2 separate regions of the Homo sapiens genome follow, and region 2 is linked to region 1. Evidence: chromatin loops called from intact Hi-C (ENCODE). Cell type or tissue: dorsolateral prefrontal cortex. All regions are shown on one strand. Each heading gives the region's core, and the rest is flanking DNA. Links, peaks and the distances in the headings are about the cores only. Region 1 overlaps SLC39A11 (solute carrier family 39 member 11). Region 2 overlaps SLC39A11 (solute carrier family 39 member 11).

Region 1 (11,759 bases), core at 4,695-7,194:
GTACACAGGAACTCTCTCTACTATCTTTGAGCTTTTCTGTAGACCTAAAGCTAATCTAAAATGAAAGGTTTATTTAAAAAAAAAAACTGCATAAGGTTGCACAAATGAAAGCACTTTTTAATACTTAATAATGGATAGATTTATAATAATATAATAGTTTTACAAAAGACACCAAGGAGGAAAGCCGCCCCCATGATCAAATCACCTCCCACCACGTCCTACCCCCAACATTGGGGATTACAATTCCACATGAGATGTGGGCGGAGACACAGATCCAAACCATATCCACCAGGGACTGGGACAGAATCTGGAGATACCGGAGGCAGAGACGGATTCTCTACACAGAAACGACAGTTCAACTCACAGAAGATTTCTGAGCTCTAATTGAAGACAGGGGAATGCTGTCTTCAAAGTGCCAAGAAAAAGTAACTGCCATTCTAGAGTAGAAGCTGCCAAACTTTCTCTTAGAATTCCAGATGGCCTGTGGGCCATATAATCTCTGTCACAACTGCTTGACTGACTGTCGTGCAAGTGCCAAGGTAGCCCTAAATAATACGTAAAGAAATGGGCATGGCTGGCCGGGCACAGTGGCTCACACCTGCAATTCCAGCACTGGGAGGCCGAGGCGGGCGGATCACCTGAGGTCAGGAGTTCGAGACCAGCCCAACCAACATGGTGAAAACCCGTCTCTACTAAAAATACAAAAAATTCGCCGGACGTGGTGGCGCACACCTATAGTTCCTATTGCTCGGCTGAGTATAAAGATGGGAGACCCCATCTCTATAAAAGAGAAAAAAAATCATCTAGGCATCATGGTGTGCATCTGTGGTCCCATCTACTCAGGGGGCTGAGGCAAGAGGATCACTTGAGCCTGAGAGGTCAAGGCTACAGTGAGCTGTGATTGCACCACTGTGCTGCAGCCTGGGTGACAGAGCAAGACCTTGTCTCAAAAAATAATAATATGCTAGTGAATCTAAAAGGACAACTACTAATGAGAGAGAGAGGTATAGGATGGAGGAGGGAAGTGAGAATGCATGAACGAATAAACACTGGGAAGAGAGATGGAAAATCAAAGTGAAATAATTCAGCCGTCAGATGGTGGAATTCATCTCTTCAAAGAGGTTTTGCTTTTTAAATGTTCAGTTCTAAGTGATTAATAAGTGGCACACCTAAAATATGACATGGTAAAGTTGAAAGGAAGAAAGATACAAGGCAAACGCTAATCAAAAGAAAGCGGGTATTACATTTTTGTCTCAGACAAACCAGACTTGAAGGCAGAAAGCCAGATAAGGGATAAAGGTCAGTACTTAAGGAAAGGGGAAGTAATGTACCAGAATGACATCCTGATGCTGCGTTTGTAGGCGCCTAGCAACATAAGCCTCGAACTGTTTAAAGGAAAAATCATCAGAATTGCAAGGAGAAACACAGTCATGGTGGGGGAGTTTAATGTCCCTGTCTGATACTTGTAGATGACGCAGATATTAAGTTAACAAAATGCATGCAGTGGACATATATAAACTGTAGCCCAGTCATTAGAAAGCTTACGTTCATTTCAAGCCACGTGAGGGTTCCTAAAATGGATTAGAGTGCTCTGCCACAGAGAGAGTCAGAATACATACCCTAAGATCAATGCCATTCAGACCGCATTGTCTTGATTTCGATGTGATATAGTTGAAAGTCAATAGCAGAAAAGATACCCATAGTAATTTATTAATCGACAGTTAAGCCCATAGGCGGCATAAGATTAACACAGTCCAAGCTCCAAAGGGCTTGATCCAAGCCAGACCAAGAAACCAGTAGAAGACAGGCAAGCTTTTTGCTCCTCTCAAGGGCTCTTCATAGAATGGTCTACATTTCATCAGGAGCATAGGGGTGGTCTGCTTTGGTAAGGGGATGATAAGGGCAGGTAGTACTCTGAGCAAATGCCAAGGTAGGTGCCAAGGTTTTTTCAGGGCTGGTGGACAAACCGATATGACTGAGATAGAATTTTCTGGTGCTTTAGAGAAGGTATGTCTAAAGGATTGGATTGGCTGGTTGCAGTGGCTCATGCCTGTAATCCCAGCATGTTGGGAGGCTGACATAGGTGGGTTGCTTGAGCCCAGGAGTTCAAGACCAGCCTGGGCAACATGATGAAACCCTGTCTCTACAAAAAAAAAAAAAAAAAAAAATATATATATATATATATATATATATATATATATATATATATATATATATATAAATAGCCAGGTGGGGTGGCATGCACCTGTAGTCCCAGGTACTCTGAATCCTGAGGTGGGAGGACCACCTGAGCCTAGGGAGGTTGAGGCTGCAGTAAGCCGTGATCGTGCCACTGCACTCCATCCTGGGCAATAGAGAGACTGTGCCTCAAAAAAAATAAAACTAAATAAATAAAGGATTGGATTGAGGCAGGAAAGAAACAGGTGCATTACTCAGCAAAAAGTTGGCAACTATGGTGGGTTCCGATGCAGGCAAGAGACATCACCCAAGAGGTAACTCAAACATGCATCTGGCTAAGATAAAATAATCTGGGAGAGCAGGTGGGGAGATAAACCAGTGTGAAGAATGCACCAACTGAAAAAGAATATTTACAGCCCACCCCACTGCTGTGTGTTTTAGCAGCAATGAAGAAGATACTGGATGTTGTGATGACCATGAGAATGAGGACTGATCCCAGGAAGAGCTGTTGCGTACAGAACCCACAGACAGCGTTTGCCAGCTGATTTTGTTGTCGCGTGGAAGGGAGAAGGGAGAATTTGAGTCCAAGTGACAAGGAGACGTAGGTTAATCTCGTGCCGTGGAGTGAACTGAGAGGGAAGAAGGACTCCATTTACACAGATTGGGGAAAGCGTTACCCAGTACAGGCCCAGGGTACACGTGCACCAAGCTAACTGAGCCAGATAGTTTATGACTCCTTTAGTGGAGGGGTTGGCAAACTATGGTCTGCGGGCCAAATTTGGCCCAACACCTATTTCTGGAAATGAGGCTTTATTGGAGCATACGCGCACCCATTTGTTTACATATTGTCTTTGGCTCCATATGTGCTACAGTGGCTGATCTGCATAATGGCCAGAGAAATCTTAAGGCTGAAAAGCTGGAAATACTTACTATCTGCAAAGCTGAAAATATTTACTATCTGACCTCCCTGTTCCTTTGTTCCTTTCCTTTCCCTTTCCCTTTCTTTTTGACAGGGTCTCACTCTGTCACTCAGGCTGTAGTGCAGTGGTGCAATCATGGCTCACTGCACCCTCGACCCCCTGGGCTCAAGCGATCCTCCCACCTCAGCATCCCTCCCAAGCAGCTGGGGCTACAGGCACATACCACCACACCCAGCTAATTGTTGTATTTTTTGTAGAGATTGAGTTTGCCCAGGCTGGCCTCCAACTCCTAAGCTCAAGTGATCTGCCTGCCTCAGCCTCCCAAAGTGCTGGGATTACAGGCGTGAGCCACCACACCTGGCTATCTGACCCTTTTCAGAAAGCGTTAGACCCCTCCTTTAGTGGACACAATCCCTGTTTTTAGCCCATATTCATCATTAAATACTCTGAGGCCAACTGTCTTTTTTATGACCTCTTGCTTGTGCCCTGTCTGTTGAAGCAGGAGGCTTCATATAAACGTCGCCTGTGGCATTATAGCCACCCACAAGAAAAGGAACTATTCCAAGAAGGCACTGTCTTCAGTTCCCACTTCAGGGGTTTCTGACCTGGGAAGAAGACAGGCAGGCACCTCGCCTATCATGTGTGTGTGGCTGCTGCCATCTGGTGTACAGATGCCGTTACTTCCTCACCTTCCTGGAGCCCTCCCCAGCTCCTTCCCATCTGTCCACCTCCCTACCTGGCCAGGTCAGCTTGCACCAAGGTGTTCATTCAGAGGTCATTGTCTCCTGAATTAGGAAGACTCTCAGCCAGCAGAGGGAGGCCTGTAGTTCAAGGGAAACACAGCTTGCTTCTTTCTTTTTTTTTTTTTTTTTTTTTGAGACGGAGTCTCACTCTTTCACCCAGGCTGGAGTGCAGTGGCACGATCTCAGCTCACTGCAACCTCCACCTCCTGAGCTCACACCATTCTCCTGCCTCTGCCTCCCGAGTAGCTGGGAGTACAGGCACCCGCCACCACGCCTGGCTGATTTTTTGTGTTTTTAGTAGAGATGGGTTTCACCGTGTTAGCCAGGATGGTCTCCATCTCCTGACCTCGTGATCCACCCGCCTCGGCCTCCCAAAGTGCTGGGATTACAGGCGTGAGCCACTGTGCCTGGCCCCAGCTTGCTTCTTTCTGTTCTGGTCCCATAGCAGTTTCTTTCTGTTTCAATCACAGAGGAATTCTTCAGACCGTATGTGCTTGGGGAATTGCATGCTTAAGCGGTTTTCCTTTCTGCTGTATCGTCACTTCAAAGAACATGTTCTCTGGAGAGGAGACATGCCCTCAGCTCCCACTTCACTCAGTGGCAGGCATCATTCAAACCAGCAGGGAGAGTAAGACTGTTTATGCTTAAACACTCAGCTTCACATACCACTTCCTGTTTTAAGCTTTGACTAAGCACGCGTCAAGAGACGTTTGTAGTCTGTGGACCTGCCTTGACCTACAGGTGCAGCGGCCATCCCAGAGCAGGCTGTGCACAGCAGAGGAGGCTGGCTGCGAACTTTAGTGTGCCATGGATAGTCCACAAAACACATCCCCAAGATATGACCGGACCAGCTACTGCTAATCAACACCCAGACACTTGGTAAAGGAGGCATGGTTGATTAGTCTACATTTGGATGTAGTATAGCCCATTAAATTACACATGGAGGCATCAAAACCAATTTTAAGATATATGTTTGCCTCTCTGATCAAAGAGGAAAGATCGTAAGTCAGATAAATCCTTTCCCCTGGCTTATACATATATATGTTGATATATTAACAATTATTTAAGACAGCAGCCATTAGTTAACAAAGCAACCCTTTATTTAGAAAGAAAAGTGGCATATTTTGACATATTTTCCTGGTCATTCATCAACATTAGCTAGTAGATGAGCATGTCTGTATGTGTAAGATACGTTACATGTGTGTCTACCTGTCCAAGCAGCCCCTCTACTTTTGCTCCAGTAGATTGTGTGTGTGTGTGTTTGTGTGTGTGTGTAGACAGGATCTTGTTCTGTTGCTCAGGCCGCAGTGCAGTGGCACAATCATAGCTTGCTGCAGCCTTGACCTCCTGGGCTCAAATAATCCTCCCTCCTCAGCCTCCCAAGTAGCTGGGACTCCAGGTGTGCATCCTGTAGATTATTGAAAGCATGCTTGCAGGTTACCTGTAGAGAAGTTACAAAGGAGACTTCATTGTTGTGGCGGGGAGGAGTCTCGGAGAACTCACATGGAAACATTTTAATTATAGTTCACTCTAACATCTTTGAACAAGCAAGCTGTCTTCACTGGCTCCCTCCAAGCCTCCATGCAGCTGCTCTTGCAATGCCTAGACCTGCCCCAGGCAGCACTCAGTCTCCCAGACTCGTGGAGCATCCTAGGGAGACCCTTACTTCCTCAAAGTTGCTGATCTTAACCTCCTCCCTGCCTAGCAACTTGGGTCTCAGCATTCCCAGCCTGGTCTCCCTGGAGAGTGGCTTTTAGCCTGAGAATTGGAGACCCAGCCTGAGGACACTAAGGTACTTGTGGAGAAAATACTTTGACATCTTGATCCCACTGTCCCCACCCTTTCACAGCAGAAAAATGCCCCTCCCACCCTTGAGTCACTTCGGCACAATCCTGTTCTATTCTTTATCTGCAATCGCACATTGTGCTCTCAATTTTATTTTATGCAGGCAAGCTCTTCTCTTGAACCTATCACACTACCCTGTCTGGAATTCTAGAGTGATCTATTGGCAGCTCCTTCTCTTCAGTTTTCCTGGCTCATCCTGCCACACTACACAGCCTCACCTTACAAAGAGACAGTGGAATTTGAAAGTGCCGGCTGGCAGCGGTGGACAGACGGCGCCACCACGCGGTAGCTTGGTAGCATAGGTTGCTAGACACAGTACCAGAAGGAAAAAGTTTGACCAGGAAAGGTGACTGTGTGTCGCTATCCAAATCTATGTTCGGCTTGTACAGAAGGTGTATCTGCAGAAGGCTAAGGACCATATATGTAAGTTACATGTAACTTTGGACATGTCCAACTTTGCTTTGGATATTTTTCAAAATAGTAACATCCTTATATTCTGGCTGTTATACCCTGATTTTTCACCCCCCATTTAATTAAGCATTTATAAAGCTCGTTATTGTCTTATTTTCCCATGTTGGGAATAAAAGTATAGCTTTTATGTGACCCTACGTAGAGGGGTAGAAATGTGAAATGGGCCAATTAAAGTGTCAGAAGCTACTCCAAGCTTTTGATGGTCTACCCTAGCAGGGGAGCATAGAGGTGCGAAAAGTCCTCACTTCCAGACACCCAAAAATCAGTTCAGTTTTTCTTTTTGCCATTTGGAGGGGAGAGGGTGACATTTACTTTTCTAGTGACTTAAAAACATAATGTTATTTATTGCATGCGTTCTGGGAAGTGAAGAAAGTGGGCCAGGCCAAGGAAGTCCACCGGATGCATGGGCAAAGCCAGACCAGGATCAAACAGGTTCTCACCATCCTATGTAATTTGCCATCAAGTCATTCATCAGTCTGTCCATCCATCCATCCCTTCAATCCACAGAGATTCACTGAGCACAGGATTCATCTTTTTGGAGAGAGAGAACTTAGAATAGTTATTTCATCAACTGCAACTGGGAAAACAGGCTTGAATTTGTAGGACTGGTGGGCTGGACATGACTTTGAAAGATCATCTTGCCTCTTAAGTATTTTTTTTTTTTTTAGCAGTTGAGCTTTTGGAACAAGTTCCTAAGCGAACACTCTGGATGGAATAGATACCACCCTTTCCATGAAAGTTCCCCTCTGCACTTGGCAGAAAATCCCTGATCTAGCCCAAGTCTCTAATGTTATAAGTGAAGAAACTGAAGTCTCAGAGTGGAAAAGGAAGTCATCAGGGATGACTCAAGTCAGAGCTCCTGGTTCCTGAACCCTGGGGCTCTTTCCTCCCCTCTAAGAGCTGATCTGTCTGTAGCTGGTCATGTTTCCATTTCAGAGGGTGGAGGGAACATCCAGGATGTCTCAAAAGGTCTGCTTTCCTCATTGTCTCAGCTTCCCCTCTGAAGCTCACTCCCCCCCACCGCTTTCTTGATGTTTTTTCTCTTGTCCCATTTGAACTGCAAGAAGTGCCCCTCCCATTCTTGGACCACCTGGAAGCTTTTGAGCAAGCTTTTGGAAAATTATCTGTTTTGTGCATTGCAATAGAAAACTCAAATGAAAGGAGCCAGATGGGATTGAGGGCTGGGAAGCGAACAGGGAGAAATGAATCATCTTGGGCCTCATCTCCAGAGTCCTTGTCCAAACCTGGGCAATTCTTATCCCCCTCTGTCCCTCTCTTTCCTCTCCCCTTCTCCCTTCCCATGGCTTTTTATGATAATGCTTTTCAAGCTCCCAATAAGAGCAACGTTTTACAGAAAAAAAAAAATAAAAGGGACAGTGTTTTGCCAGTAAGATGTGTGTTCCCGTGTTAGCACCACTGATCGCCCAATAGTTGCACGTCTAAGATTTTTCTTTGACTGAGAAATCCTACCAGGGAAGAAGAACTACTCCTTGGAGACTTTGTCCTCCACATCCCCAGTTCTGTGCTGACAAATACAATCCCGTCGTTACCTGGAAACCTGGTGATTTTCCAGAACACGTGGAGGAGAATGAAGAACTTAATAGCCATTTGCCTGCAAAATATGCCATCATGGAGCCTGGTGCTTGTGAATCTCTGGGTTGAATTGGATAAACAGATGGACAGATGGGTGAATGATCTGATTACCTGCTAACCTGAGATTGCCCACAAGGTTCCATCTTGGTCTGGCTTCGTCTGTGTCTGGCAGACTTTTACGACCCACTTTCTTCACTCCCCAGGACTGATGGAACAAATAACATTATTCAACGGAAGTCATTCGAAAAGTAAATGTATCACCTCAAAAATGGCAAAAAGAAAAATCTAGTTGATTTTGGGGTGTTCTGAAGTTAGCACTCTTCACGCCTGTACTTTCTTCTCCTAGCACAGACAATCCACATGTAGGGTGATGGTTGTGTGTGTTTGGGGTTGGCCTCACTGGTATTACAAATCCAGTTACTGTCATCCATCTCTTCCTGCTACTACTTACTCTGAAAGATGGTTTTCCTTTGAAGGATGGAGAAATTCTCTAATCCAGACCTCCTGACAGCTAGGCTGCAAACACACACACACACACACACACACACACACACTCTTACACTCCTACAAAGACAAAGAAAATCCTGGGAGGGATTTTAAGACACGTGCTCATTTCAGCACTCTGTCCTCCTGGTGACATCTCTCTATGAAGCATCTGGGACTTCACCTGACAAGCACCTGACAACCTGACTGAGCACTCGGCCCTTACTGTATGTGCCTCAGTTTCTACGTGCATCATGTGAGAAAGGCAGATTGTATCCATGGCTATGAGACTGTTGGGCTTTGTTGGACAATGAAGACGTCCCCCAAATATGTAAAGACTGACAAACGACGGCCACCCTTTATATTTTTCAAAGTGAAGGCATTGAAGGAAAGATGCAATCGTAGACCGCCATGGTCAGTGAATTATTTTATGAGAGATCACCCTTCTAGAAAGTGCAGCCAGGTGCAGTGGCTCATGCCTGTAATCCCAGCACTTTGGGAGGTCGAGGCTGGTGGATCACTTGAGGTCAGGAGATACAGACCGGCTTGGCAAACACAGTAAAACCCTGTCTCTACTAAAAAATACAAAAATTAGCCAGGCTTGGTGGCAGGCACCTGTAATCCCAGCTACTCGGGAGGCTGAGGCAGGAGAATCGCTTGAACCCGGGAGGCGGAGGTTGCAGTGAGCTGAGATCGTGCCATTGTACTCCAGCCTGGGCAACAGAGCGAGACTCTGTCTCAAAAAAGAAAAAAAAAAGTGTTATTTACCACCAGAAATTAGTTCATGAAATCAGGAGCTCAGGATAAAACAAAGTCCTTTCTGTCTTCCAAACAGAAAGACCAAAGACCTTCCAAAGACCTTACTTTTTCCCTCCCCCACCCCACCCCAGTTCAAATTCTGTAAAACAATATGAAAACCTTGCATAATAATACCTGGTTTGTCATTATGCTCTTGATACAAACTAATCCGTTTGAACTCCATTGGGCAATGCGACAAGATGATCTGGACTCTGCAATTTATTCTGCTACTGTTTTCATCTGTTGAAAATCTAGTTTCTTGAAATTGGACGGTGTATTTTTAAAATGTGTTCCCTTGACTTTTGCTTCCCTGTTGTCTTTCCCTGTGTGCAGAAGCCATCAATGAGAGGAGGGCAGGGAGGGAAGGGGAGTCTTTTTGAGAGAAGGAAGTCACAGCCCTAGGAGGGATCTCGATTCTTGAATTCCTAAGTATTATCCCAAAAGAGAATCATTAGCATGGAAAAGAAATTGATACTGGAAGATACTGAATTCCTTTGGATTGACCTTTTTTTTTTCTTTGGCTACTTCATGGAAATGGGGGCCCTGGGACAGAATAATATCCGAGAGAAAAATAATTTTTTAATTCACAGCTGAGTTACAGGGTATACTTTTTTTTTTTTTTTTTTGAGATGGAGGCTTGCCTGTTGCCCAGGCTGGAATGTAGTGGCGCCATCTCTGCTCACTGCAGCCTCTGCCTCCCAGGTTCAAGCGATTCTCCTCCCTCAGCCTCCTGAGTAGCTGGGATTATGGGCATGCACCACCACATCCAGCTAATTTTTGTATTTTTAGTAGAGATGGGGTTTTGCCATGTTAGCCAGGCTGCTCTCAAACTCCTGAACTCAAGTGATCTGCCTGCCTCGTCCTCCCAAAGTGCTGCGATTACAGGCATGAGCTACCACCCCCAGCCAATTTTAACTTTTAAAGTTCTGTTTCTCAAACACAGAGCATCATCATGACAAGGGCCTTTCTCAGGGCCACATCCTGCATCTTGGTCCATGGACCACAGTAATGATGAGTGTTATGTAGGGGAGCTCTGCTGAGTGCTTGTTGTGTGCCCAGTCCTGTGCTGTCTTTTACCTTCATTCTCTTGAATCATCACACATGGACCCAAGATGAGCCCTGTTTTACAGATGTAGAAAATTGAGGCACTGAGATGCCTCTCGTCCACAGCCCCGTAGCTAGTAAGGGCAGCAGTCAAGACCGGACATGGTGGTTCTTGCCTGTAATCCCAACACTTTGGGAGGGTGAGGTGGGCAGATCACCTGAGGTCAGGAGATCGAGACCAGACTGGCCAACATGGTGAAACCCCGTCTCTAGTAAAAATACAAAAATTAGCCGGACATGGTGGCATGCATCTGTAATCCCACCTACTCAGGAGGCTGAGGCGGGAGAATCGCTTGAACCCAGCAGGCAGAGGTTGCAGTGAGCCGAGATCGCGCTGCTGCGCTTCAGCCTGGGCAACAGAGCAAGACCTTGTCTCAAAACTTAAAAAAAAAAAAAAAAAAAAGGCGAGGGACAGCAGTCAAGTCTGTGCCTAGTCTAGTCTCTGGCCCCAGAACCTACCTCTTTTGGGGTGTTCTAGGCTATGAGGCGACCTGGCCAGGCAGGAGGAGAAGCTAAGTGGGAGAGCCTGGGGGAGTGGGTGGGTCTTGTTTCCTATCAAGTTTAACTTACTGCAGACCCCCTCATACCTCATTGTATGTGTTCGGGGGATGAATAGGCACTATTGATGCTATATAAGACCATGGATTCTGGGGCTTGACTCCCTGGGTTCAAATCCTGGCTCTTTCATCAACTGGGTCTATGACCTTGATGCGTTGCTTTTCTTATGTGCCTCTGTTTCCTAATCTGCAAGATGAGAATAATAGTATCTACCTCAGTGGATTGTTCTGACCAATGAACTGAATTTCTCTAGGAAAAGCTCCCTGAGTGGAGCCTGGTGGATGGTAGGTAGCACTGTCCATGGTGAAGCTACTGCTCTTGCTTCCTGGCACACCCATGACACATCCTACAGCTAGATGGCCAGCCCATTTCTATTTCCACTCAGGTCCAGGACAAGCACTCCCCACTCCCTGCCTCCCCAGGAGAAGAACTGTCTCAGAAGTAGCTTCCACTGTCTGCAGGGAATTGACATCCAAGCCTCGGGGCCCAGGTCCAGGAGCAGGGTCTCTGAGTGTGCCTGGCTACTCGGAGCCCAGGTCCAGGAGCAGGGTCTGTGAGTGTGCCTGGCTGCTCTGCCCTCCCACTGCTTCTACTCCTGTTTCTAGAGCTCCGTGCTTTATAAGGGGCCTTCACATCCTTTGCCCTCTTTCCCCCGAGGCCCTCCCAGGCTGACTTCGTCATCTTATCACAGCATGGACTGTGCATGCTCATGAGCCCTGGCCCTGGTACTGCCCAGCCCTTGTCCCCAGCCTTCGTTGTGTGGTGTTTTTCTCTCTCCTGTGTCCTCCCTGGGAGCAGAGCCTGGGTCACCTCTTTTATGCTCTGCACGGGACCCAGAACCAGGCAATGCGTGGTCAGCTCTGTGCTAGGGGTGTCGACGGCAAGGGTCGGCCCCTCCAGACCACACAAGCACACGAGCTGCTTCCCTTTTGCGCCCCAGTTTCCTGGACTCATTTGGGGGCCCCTTCCATCTAACCACACAAGTCACCTTCTCAGAGCAAAAAGGAAGATGACAGTGCTGCCCCTCCCCCATCCGCCGGGCAGCAGCGTCTCCTCCATGAGCAGC
Region 2 (11,759 bases), core at 4,000-6,499, 190 kb before region 1:
CCCTAAGTGCAGCATCAGCAGCAGGTTCTCGTGAAGCATAGTCCTATGGTTTGTTAAGCCAGGTCATGGGAAGGAGCAAGATGCTGGGCTTGTGTTCTTACTTTTTCATTCATTTCATGCAGTTACCAAATTCTTAAGTGTTTCCTGGCACATTCTAGGCACTGCACATTACTGTAGTAGCCAGCCTATCAACCAACCAACCGAACAAACAAATGCAAGAATAAGAACAAGAAATGAAAGTCCCCTCTCATAGAGAGCCGACATTCCAGTGGAGGAGACAGAGAATGAGTTCTAAATGAGCAAAATACATAGTGCGTTAGATGGTGTTGACTGCTAAGGAGAAAGAAACAGCAGATAAGGGGGTAAGACGTATGCATGTGTGTATGGGGTGTAGATGTTGTAGAGGGGGTGGGAAGTGTGCATGTTTGTATGGGGTGTAGTTATAGATAGGGTGGGAAGTGTGCATGTGTGTATGGGGTGTAGGTGTTGTAGAGGGGGTGGGAAGTATGCGTGTGTGTATGGGGTGTAGTTGTAGAGGGGGTGGGAAGTGTGTGTATGGGGTGTAGGTGTTGTAAGGGGGTGAGAAGTGTGTTTGTGTATAGGGTGTACATGGTGTAAGGGGGTAGGAGGTGTGTGTGTGTGTATGGGGTGTAGTTGTAGAGGGGGTGGGAAGAGGGTGTGTGTGTATGGGGTTTAAGTGTTGTAAATTTAGGGAGCATGGTTAGGGAACATCTGAGAAGGTGGCATTTCTATAAGGACCTGAAGCAGGTGAAGGACCAAACCAGGCAGATATTTGGGGAGAAGAGCATTCCAGGTGGAAGGCCCAGCAGGTGTCACTGCCTGGAGGTGGGGCAGAGCTGGCATGTTCAAGAAGAGTCAGAAAGAGGGGTTGCCCAAGCAGAGAATGGTAGAAGAGGAAGGGGGAAATAAAATGGTAGCCAGCTTGCACAAGCCTTCAGAAGTCCTAGTAAGATCCTGGCTTTTGTGCTGAGGCTTCCCGTTTGAACGTGACCTGACTTCAGTTTAAAGAGGATCACCCTGGCTGTTGTGTTGGGATAGATTGCAGCAGGGAGGACATTTTCCCTTATCCCCCTGTTGAATTTCCACTTATGTCTAAAGTGGTTCTGGCCGTGTTTGGTGGACAGAGAAATCATAAATTTATTAAATGTTTAGCGAAAGCACAAAAAGAGGAGCCCTTTTGAAAACGGCCACACCAGCCGAATCTATTGAAACTGCAGTTTCTCCCAAAAGAGAAAGCAACCCAAGCTCTAGCTGGCAGTCCATTGATCTCAAACATCATTCAGGCAATGAATTTCCGCAGTAATAAAGGCATTCGAAGAAGTCCTTGAAATTCATTGTGACCACGTTTGTGCTTGTCCACCCGGCTCTCCGAAAGTGAATTCCAGCCAGAGCCTGTGGTCCTAGCAGGGCACTGGGGTTAACCAGAGCATCAGAGATGCAGCTGTGGTGGCCGTGCTGCCCGACCACCCTGGCAGCTCTGTCTCCACCCCACGCGGGGTCATCATCACAGGCAGAGGGTTCTGGCTTCTCTTCCCTTGGGTTTCCTTCTTTTTTTCTTTTTTTTTTTTTTTTGACGGACTCTCCCTCTGTCGCCCAGTCTGGAGTGCGGTGGCACGATCTCGGCTCACTGCAAGCTCCACCTCCCGGGTTCTCGCCATTCTCCTGCCTCAGCCCCCCGAGTAGCTGGGACTACAGGCGCCCGCCACCACGCCCGGTTCCCTTGGGTTTTCAATTCCTCACCTTCTCTTTACTTCTGGGAAGCAGATCAATTTCTCAGCTCCCCACATGCTAGGTATCATCAAAAGCCCCTCTACGCTATTCATCGTTGTTGCTGTGGTCCAAGTTCTCTCCCTTTCTCTTCCCTGTCTCTTTCTTCACCTTTATGATCATGGTAAAGTGGTTTGCTTGGTTATTTCTGTTTTTTTGTTTTTCCAAATGGCTTACCCATTTCCTATTCTATAGCTTTATTATTATTATTATTATCAGCAAGAGTGGGCAGAGACTGTCTTTCGGCACACTCTTCTATGCCCCAACTTTTCAAGATCATGCTGTGGCACATTAACAAATGTATAACCATGCTCCAGAATGAATCACGTGGAGAGGCAAATTTTATTAAACCAGGTTTGGAGGTCCGAATTGGGTTATGAGCGTGATTTATTTTTATTTTATTTTATTTTTTGAGACAGAGTCTCACTGGGTCACCCAGGCTGGAGTGCAGTGGTGCAATCTTGGCTCACTGCAACCTCAGCCTCCCCTGTTCAAGCAGTTCTCCTGCCTCAGCCTCCTGAGTAGTTGGGATTATGGGTACATACCACCACGCCCAGCTAATTTTTGTATTTTTAGTAGAGATGGGGTTTCACCATGTTGGCCAGGCTGATCTCAAACTCCTGACCTCAAGTGATCTACCCACCTCAACCCCCAAAGTGCTGGGATTACAAGCTTGAGCCACTGTGCCCAGCCTCGAGCATGATTTATAAGGCTGGCCGGGGGCCCTTCTTTCTTTGGGTTTGAGGTGCTCCGCAGGCTGACTGTTGCTGGATTATAAATGTGTTTTATAACAGTTATTTGTCATCTGTGCAGCACAAGCCAAAGGCAGAGTTTTGGGAAAGCTGGGGCCAGTTGAGAGGGACATTCTTTCCTTCCTTTTACCCTTCTTCTGATGCTGGTTGTAATAGACTCACTTTCCTCCCAACATTTCCTGAGAGCACTGTCTTGCGCCAGGGCTCTGGCTGAGACTGGGTGGGTGCAAGGTGTGAATCAGGGACATTAGGAGTTTAAGTGGACCTTGGAAATCATCATCCAGTTCAGTGCTCTTTTCTTTTTTCTTTTTTGGAGATGGAGTTTCACGCTTGTCGCCCAGGCTGGAGTGCAATGGTGCGATCTTGGCTCACTGCAACCTCCACCTCCCGGGTTCAAGCGATTCTCCTGCCTCAGACTCCTGAGTAGTTGGGATTACAGGCATGTGCCACCACTCCTGGCTAATTTTTATATTTTTGGTAGAGACAAGGTTTCATCATGTTGGCCTGGCTGGTCTCGGACTCCTGACCTCAGGAGATCCACCCGCCTCGGCCTCCCAAAGTGCTGGGATTACAGGCGTGAGCCACCACGCCTAGCCAGCTCAGTGCTCTTACATTACAGGTAAGGACAATGAGTCCTGTAGAGGAGAGATAATAAGCACCAGATGGCCCACGAATCTCGTAAGTTCAGCTCGTTAGGTTGCACCCTGGTCTTTTTGTTCTGCCCCTGGCAGGTAACAGTGCCGATGAGGTGAGGTCTTTGGATCCCATTAGTTTCATTCTGTTCCTTGGCCACCTATAGCACCTAACCCCTCACCTCATCAGAGACCTTCCTGCTGTAGGTAGCTGGTGGTCACAGAGGAGATGGAGTCTGTTCAGATGAATCAGCTCAAGAATGTCTTCTGGAGAAAACAACGCAGCTCCTTCACTCATTAATCCTGACCTACTGATAATAACTCAGTTGGACACTTAGCATGTTAGATATTTACATCACAGTGGTTCCTGCCCACTTTTATTTTGTACACAGCCCAATAAAGAGCAGCCAGTGGATTTCCATGACGTCCACATGTCACAAGGGCCCTAGTTAAATTGTCAGGCAAATGAAATTTTTTTCTTGGAATGTCTCCTCCCTCCTCTTGTCCATCTTTTTCCATTTCTAGACATTTCAGTGTCTTGCATGCTGCTTGCTGGCTGTGTATATCTCCCCTGTTAGCTGCTCTGTTGAGAAGTGGTCATGCTCTTTGTCCCTCACATGCTCCAGGTGTTCCCAAATCCCCCCTCACTTCTTCCCTCTAGTGATTTTCCCCAACTCGCAGTTTCCTCCCAACTCCATTTAGGTAGGAGCATTTTGCCGCGAGATAAATCCCAGAGAGCAGGGATCCAGCCTTCCTTGCCTTTGAATCCACAGCCCAGACACAGTGCTTGGCGCCTGACAGATGCTTAGCAAATGCTGGGAAAGCAGAATGATTTCAGGGCCCAACCCCGGAAGTGGAGAAGAGAGAAGTGGAGAAGAGAGTGTGTGTTAACCACGTGTGTGCATCTTGAGTTGGCAGGTGATGGGAAACAGCTGTGTTTGTTATGAACTGGCATTGGTATCTCAATGGAATGTGGACCTATTCTTCCCCCGCTGGGTGTCCTTTTACCAAGCGGTGGACCACTTCCTATCTGGTCACTGAAGATAGAGTGGTCATCCCCCAGTAAATCATGACGTTTGTACTGGTCCATTCCTTTCTGTTACCCTCTCCAACTTCCTTTTAATTTGCAAATGTTTTCAGAAGTGTATGAATTGCATCACAGTCTTAATTAAAGTCTCCCTATGTGTGTGGAACGTGTGGGTATTCCTAGCTTGAGCTTGAGTCTGCTAGAGGGATTCAGCCCTGTCTGGGCATGTTTGGTCAATGAGTTGGGTGGGCTTGCCATGAATTGAGGTGCGGAGGGAGATGGGGAAGCCTTTTGGGAGAGTCCTTGCCTGGTAAAGAGGAATAGGGTATATATGGACCCAGGAATGTGGCTTCAGTGGCCAGAGGAAGGCTGGGATGTATCTCTCGAACTTGGCCACTGGTGCAGTTTTGACTGTTGGGTTCCTGCCCAAGTACTAAGGCCAGGATGGTTGGGGGGCAGGGGAAGAGAGGGTTTGTGAAACAGAAGGAGGATGTAGGCCTGGTGGTCCTACAGTGACATCCTGGAAAAGTGGCAGCAGTGCCCAGCTGCTGCCATGGTAACAGCTGGGTGTGGCTGCCTCCCATTCAGAAGAGGACCATAATAGACATGGAAGGGACCGCGTGCAATGGACTTTGATGAACTCCTGGGACTGGCCCTGAGGACTCCCAGCTGTGCTCATTGGAGGAACCGTGTAAGAGCCTGCCCGAGCCAGTGTGGCAAGAGTTAGGGCTGTATGGTTTCATTTATGCTTAAGGTGATCAAATAGTGGTTTAAGGTCTCTTTTTTCCCTCTTGACAGAAGGTTTCAAGTTTGTGTGTTTGTGTGTACAGATATATGTGTGTGCATGTGTAACGTGCCTGTGTGTGCGCGCATTTCACTGCTGTGAGGGCAGCTCACAATGTCGTGTCTTGGAGGTGAATGCAGTGCTGAGATTAATGGAGTGCTCAAATGCAGTGAACTCCAGCATTTGCTCATTAATTGAGCAGAAGTTCTCTTTGTTCCAAAAGATGGAGCAGCTCCACACACAATCCCTTCTTGTAAAACAAAAGGCCAGATCTCCTTTGTGTACTCGAGTATTACTGGGTACGGCCAGACGTGTGGATGTGTGTTTCAGTAGATGGCACCAGACTTTGGCATATGGTTGTGTGGGTGTAGGTGGCTGGTTTCTATTTACATGAAAAGAAAGCGAAGGTTCCCTAAAAATGTCTACTTAGCAGACTTTTGAAAAAATGGATTCGGGGACATTTCACTTCATAGCAGTCACAAAGGTGTGAATATAGGAGCTACTGGATGTGAGCTGCTCCAGGCTGACGAGGCGTGGGACCATCTGGGCCCCTGGTTTGTGGTTATTGTCAGACTGGCTCGGCTTTCGCCCACTGCCAGGATTCCCAAGGTGCTAGCATATGAGCTAAACACCCGATGACAGGTAGCAGGGGAAAGGCTGGAGAAAGGCCAGCACGGTTGGGATTGGGAGTGGGATGTCTCACTTGTATCCACATGATTTTAATTTATGGAGGTGAGGATGTATGAGTTGCATTTCCCAAGAGAAGGGGGCACACTGCCATGTCATGCCAGGCCCACGTTGTACCACACAGGCCACAGGAAAGCACCAGGAAGCAGAAGAGTGAGGGGAAAGCCGGGACTAGAGCCTTTGTTGGGATTTTCTCAGGAAAAGCGAGGCAGGGCAGGGTAACAATTAGGTAAAGCATTAAAACGAGCTAGTTTGAACAATTCTGGTGGGCTACAGGGGTGTCCCTAGTTGACTGGTACCTGGGCCTGGGTGGATGGTGGGCGAGAGAAATAGTGTCCCGGTGTGAGCATTTGATAAGGAGGTGGTTGGCTAGCACAGGAGAGGCATCTTCAGAATAAGCTGTTTCCTCTCTTGAGGAGTTACCTAGCCCTGGGACAGGCAGTCTCCCCCTGGGTCTGTAACATGATTAATACGTGGGGTGGGTATGACAACAGGTTCTCAAGGTTGGGTACAACTGAGATACCCGGGAGGCTCCGGTCAGGACAGCGAACATCCATGAATAAAAAGAAAATCCATTTTTTCCCAATGAAAAACAAAGTGGCCCCAGCCTGTGCCACTAAAGCAGAAACAGGGGAATGACTTGATTGGCAAAAACCAAAATCAAAACCAAAAACCACCGCAAACAAAAGGCACAGATATTCAATTTTATTTATTTATTTATTTATGAGACAGAGTCTGGCTCTGTCGCCCAGGCTGGAGTGCAGTGGTGCCATCTCAGCTCACTGCAACCTCCGCCTCCCGAGTTCAAGTGATTCTCCTGCCTCAGCCTTCCAAGTAACTGGGATTATAGGAGTCTGTCACCACATCTGGCTAATTTTTGTATTTTTAGTAGCCATGTTGGCCAGGCTGGTCTTGAACCCCTGACCTCAGGTGATCTGCCCACCTCGACCTCCCAAAGTGCTGGGAATGCAGACGTGAGCCACTGCACCCGGCCTATTCAACGTTTTATACAACTGTCCCTCAGTACCTATGGGGTATTAGTTCCAGGACCCTGTGGATACCGAAATCTGCAGATGCACCAGTCCTTGATGGAAAATGGCATCATATTTACATATAACCTATATGCACATCCTCCCATATTCTTTCAGTCATCTCTAGGTTACTTATCATACCTAATACTATATCACTGCTATATAAGTAGTTATATTGTTTCTTATTTGTATTATTTTTATTATTGTATTGTTATTTTGTATTCTTTTTTCTTTTTTTTTTCCCCCGAGATGGAGTCTCGCTCTGTCGTCCAGGCTGGAGTATAGTGGCACGATCTCGTCTCACTGCAAGCTCTGCCTCCCGGGTTCATGCCATTCTTCTGCCTCAGCCTCCCGAGTAGCTGGGACTACAGGTGCCCGCCACCGTGCCTGGCTAACTTTTTGTATTTTTGGTAGAGACAGGGTTTCACCATGTTAGCCAGGATGGTCTTGATCTCCTGATCTCAGGTGATCCACCCACCTCGGCCTCCCAAAGTGCTGGGATTACAGGCGTGAGTCACCACGCATCACCACACCCAGCCTTTTTTTTTCTTTCAATTATTTTAAATTCATGGTAGGTTGAATCTGTGGGTTCCGACTCAGAGGGCCAACTGTATGTGGATTTCTTTTTCTTTGGCAACTGCATATTTTAACTTTCTGATGCTGATATTCAGAATTTTTGACATTTAAAAATTACCGTTGTCAATGGGAACTGGAGATGTTTGAAGAATATAGAACAGAAGATTATTCTGTTGCATGCAGACTGAGATACAGAGTCTATCAGATACCCTGGTTCTCTGATAAAAGAAGTATCTTGATTTCTGGAGAACTAGCAGATAACCCCACCATGCCACAGAGGGTCTTCATGTCAAGTTCATGGTCCGCAACCTCAGAGGAGCCTTGGGCGAGTCCTCAGACCTCTAACATACACTTGCTGTGCTCTCATTTGTTTCCCACGGTGATTAGTCCAAATCTCTACCTCTCTCCCCCTACCCCCTACTTCATCCTTATCCTTTAGGCCTTTCCTTCTCAACAGATGATGTCATCTCTTATTTCACTGAGCAAACTGGGTATCCCAGGAGGAGACTCCATCCACTTCCTGCCCCCTTGCCAAAAATGTATCTTGATTTTTCCTTCCTCTTTACTTCCTGGCTGCCTGCCTTCAAGGAAGTCAGGTCCCTCCCTTTCTCCAGGATTAATTTCTCCAGCTCATTCTTGATTTTGTCCCTGTCTCTCCAGGGAGCTTGCCTCCATGATTAGCTTCATCCTTTGTTCCACTTATGACAGTGTCCGCTGTGTCGACTTCTTTCATTCAGCTTATAAAGATGCCCAAGGCTTCCCATTTAAAAAAATTAAAAAAGGATTTTTTTTTTTGCCCCTACACCCTCCAATTTCTTTCCTCCTGCCCTCTTACCTCCTATCTAACTTTCTCTAGTCTACACCAGTATATAATATGGCATATTATATTCTGGACATTTGGCATTCAGAGTATAAATCAGGACTTTTTAGAAATTGCTGGAAACATCAGGATTGTTTTATTCCTACTTTAATACCCAAGCATATTTAAAAAAGCAGAAATGGTATATATTTTGCTACCGTCCTGACACCACATCTGGGGAAAGCTCTTGGGGTTCAGCTGTCTCTCGAGTCAGCACTCTTGAGCCGATTGCCAATGGAGCAAGAGGGATGGGGAGAAGGTCAAAGAAGGGGGCGCAGCTCAGGGTCTGGGCAAGGAGATGAGCAAGTAGGGCTGGGGTGTAAGATCATGCCAATTGCTGACATTTTGATTCCATCTTCTGCCTTCTCCATGTCAGCTTGTCCTTGGCACAGGCAGGACCAAGTGAGATGCTCTGCTCTGGTCGATGCTTCTGGTCCGGTGTTTCCTCCTCACCCCCGTACCCTCAGGTTCTCCTCCGTCAGCCTACTGAAGTTGCCACCATTAAGGATCCTGTCTTGCACCTTTAATGACCTTGAGCTTGGTGTGGTGGCAGGCTCCCAGCTCTTTGGGAGGCTGAGGTGGGAAAATCACTTGAGCCCAGGAATTCAAGGCTGCAGAAAGCTGTGATCATGCCACTGCACTCCAGCCTGGGTAGCGGCTCAAGACCCCCATCACTTAAAAAAAAAAAAAAAAGATATTGTCCTAAGAATGTAAATAATGTTAACAGCCACTTTCTCTTCTGACTTGGGGCACCACCTTCTCCAGATTCCCCTGTTGCCTTGAGGTCTTCTGTGTGTGGCTTCTGTTGTAATGCCTCCTGCTTGGTGGGGACTGCACTAGGTCCTCTGTAGACATCGTGAAGTTCCAGCTCTCCAGGCTTCTGCAGGGTCCATATCATAGGATTGGACTGGCTAGAGATGAGGAGATTGGGGCTCAGAGAGGCTTACTTAGCTGCTCATTTATTAGCTAGAAAAACCAGAGGTTAAACCCAGGTCTGGCTCTCTTCAAACCTCCTCCTTTTCCTTGGTGTTGGCACGCTCCTTGGGTAACATCTTTCATGCCTGCAGCACCAATGCCCACCAGGAGTGTGCCTGTGCATCCCAAATCCCATCACGTTGCTCAGAACGCCTTCTTGAGCACCAGCCCTGCATTTTCAACTGCTTGTTAGAAATTTCCAAACTGGGCCAGGCTGCAGTGGCTCACGCCTGTAATCCCAGCACTTCGGGAGGCCAAGGCGGGCAGATCACCTGAGGTTGGAAGTTCAAGACCAGCCTGGCCAACATGGTGAAACCCCATCTCTACTAAAAATACAAAAATTAACCGGACATGGTGATGTGTGCCTGTAATTCCAGCTACTCGGGAGGCTGAGGTGGTAGAATTGCTTGAACCCGGGAGGCAGAGGTTGCAGTGAGCTGAGATCACACCATTGTACTCCAGCCTGGGCTCAGAATGGTTGAGGTGGGGTTTGGTTTTGTTTGATGTGCTCAGGGTGGTCTTCACAGAAGAATCAGAATCAGACTGCCTCTCCTAGGAAGGACAGAAGATTGCCTGGGCGAGCGGAAGGAGAACGAGGAGGCTGACAGGAAAAGGGAGGTCGGGAGGGTAAGGGCACTCCAGACAGGACCCAGCAAACTACAGAGATGCAGATGTGAGGGAGACCACGAGATGTGTAAAAAGAGAACGTTTTTGTGTAAAGTTTTTTTTTTTTAAATTATACTTTAAGTTTTAGGGTACATGTGCACAACGTGCAGGTTTGTTATATATGTATACATGTGCCGTGTTGGTGTGCTGCACCCATTAACTCGTCATTTAACATTAGGTATATCTCCTAATGCTATCCTTCCCCCCTTCCTCCACCCCACAACAGGCCCCGGTGTGTGATGTTCCCCTTCCTGTGTCCAAGTGTTCTCATTGTTCAATTCCCACCTATGAGTGTTTTAAAAAACTGGTTCATCTCTAAATCCGTATGGTGGAGGCAGCGATATTATTTTATTTTATGTGTACAGGGAAGGTCTATTTATAAAGGTGTGATTACTCTGTTACTTGTTTTATAAGTGGGTTTTAATATGTATTAAGCAAGAAAAAAGAACCTATACTGAGTTGTGAGTAGAAGTCCCACGGAGGTTCTGGGCAAAGTGTGGTGCTATGGTTGGTATTATTCTGATGCAAAGAACACTCTTTTTTTTTTTTTTTTTTTTTTGAGGTGGAGTCTTGCTCTGTTGCCCAGGCTGGAGTACAGTGGTGTGATCTTGGCTCACTGCAACCTCTGCCTTCTGGGTTCACGTGACTCTCCTGCCTCAGCCTCCTGAGTAGCTGGGATTAAAGGTGCCTGCCATCACGCCCGGCTATTTTTTATATTTTTAGTAGAGATGAGGTTTCACCATGTTGGCCAGGATGGTCTTGAACTCCTGGCCTGAAGTGATCTGCCTGCCTTGGCCTCCCAAAGTATTGGGATTACAGCCATGAGTCACTGTGCCCAGCCTTTTTTTTTTTTTTTTTTTTTGAGACGGAGTCTTGCTCTGTTGCCCAGGATGGGGTGCAGTGACACGATCTCTGCTCACTGCAACTTCCATCTCCCAGGTTCAAGCGATTCTCGCACCTCAGCCTCCTGAGTAGCTGGGATTATAGGCGCATGCCACCACGCCTGGCTAATTTTTGTATTTTTAGTAGAGATGGGGTTTCACAACGTTGGCCACGCTGGTCTCAAACTTCTGACCTCAAGAGATCTGCCTGCCTCAGCCTCCCAAAGTGCTGGGATTACAGGCACGGGCCACCGCACCCGGTTTCTTTTACTTTTTTAAAAAAATAATTTCAACTTTTATTTTAGATTCAGGAGATACATATGCATGTTTGTTATATGAGTATATCATGTGATACTCACTGAGGGGTATGAATGACCCCACCACCCAGATAGGGAGCGTAGTACCCAACAGGTAGTTTTTCAGCCCTTCCCACCTCCCCTCTTCGTAATATCAGCCTTGGCAAACAACTTACGACTAAAAATGTTGTGATAGAATTGAGGAGATCTGGGTTCCAGTCCAACCTTCTGCTGTAACTGCTATAGAAAGTTGAGGAGGCCGGGTGCGGTGGCTCACACCTGTAATCCCAACACTTTGGGAGGCCGAGGTGGGTGGATCATGAGGTGAGGAGATCGAGACCATCCTGGCTAACACGGTGAAACCCCGTCTCTACTAAAAAAATACAAAAAAAAAAAGTAGCCGGGCGTAATGGCGGGCGCCTGGAGTCCCAGCTACTCGGGAGGCTGAAGCAGGAGAATGGCGTGAACGCGGGAAGCGGAGGTTGCAGTGAGCCGAGATCACGCCACTGCACTCCAGCCTGGGCAACAGAGCGAGACTCCGTCTCAAAAAAAAAAAAAGAAAAAAGAAAAAAAAGAAAGAAAGACAGTTGAGCAAACTGGCTCTGCAAGCCTCTGTTTCCTGATTGGTGAGTGAGGACTTTGGCATAAATCAACAATTCTTCACCTTGGCAGATACAGCCCTGTTGGGAACCTGTGGAAGCTGAGGATCCTCTTCCCTAACAAAAAGACACAAATAGACAGTTCTTTTTTTTCCTTAGGATTTTGGACAGTTCCTGAATGTCTGAAGCCCAGCTTAAGAACCCCT

Evidence for each region. A loop is a pair of places that touch in the nucleus more often than their neighbours do. Peaks named below come from ENCODE experiments on the same cell type or tissue, not always from the same donor. Only the 100,000 strongest peaks of a DNase experiment are listed, where the experiment ranks them.
Region 2: it touches region 1 in a loop (2.3-fold over the local background); 3 of 110 quality-filtered maps call a loop at or near these places.

What each region holds. Positions count from the first base shown.
Region 1 is chr17:72,719,867-72,731,625 of GRCh38, reverse strand. All of the region lies in intron 7 of SLC39A11 (solute carrier family 39 member 11), which reads left to right. Among named protein-coding and RNA genes, the nearest start is that of LINC00511, 85 kb to the right of the region's middle. RefSeq lists enhancers at 3,642-3,936, 6,016-6,085, 11,003-11,680, 11,681-11,759 and silencers at 5,896-5,965, 10,105-10,320. In dorsolateral prefrontal cortex, for the core only: CTCF peaks have their summits at 5,783 and 5,985 (motif pointing left); a DNase peak (open chromatin) is centred at 5,945.
Region 2 is chr17:72,909,504-72,921,262 of GRCh38, reverse strand. All of the region lies in intron 5 of SLC39A11 (solute carrier family 39 member 11), which reads left to right. Among named protein-coding and RNA genes, the nearest start is that of SLC39A11, 180 kb to the left of the region's middle. In dorsolateral prefrontal cortex, for the core only: no CTCF peak of the experiment used is centred there; a DNase peak (open chromatin) is centred at 5,542; H3K27ac peaks cover 844 bases.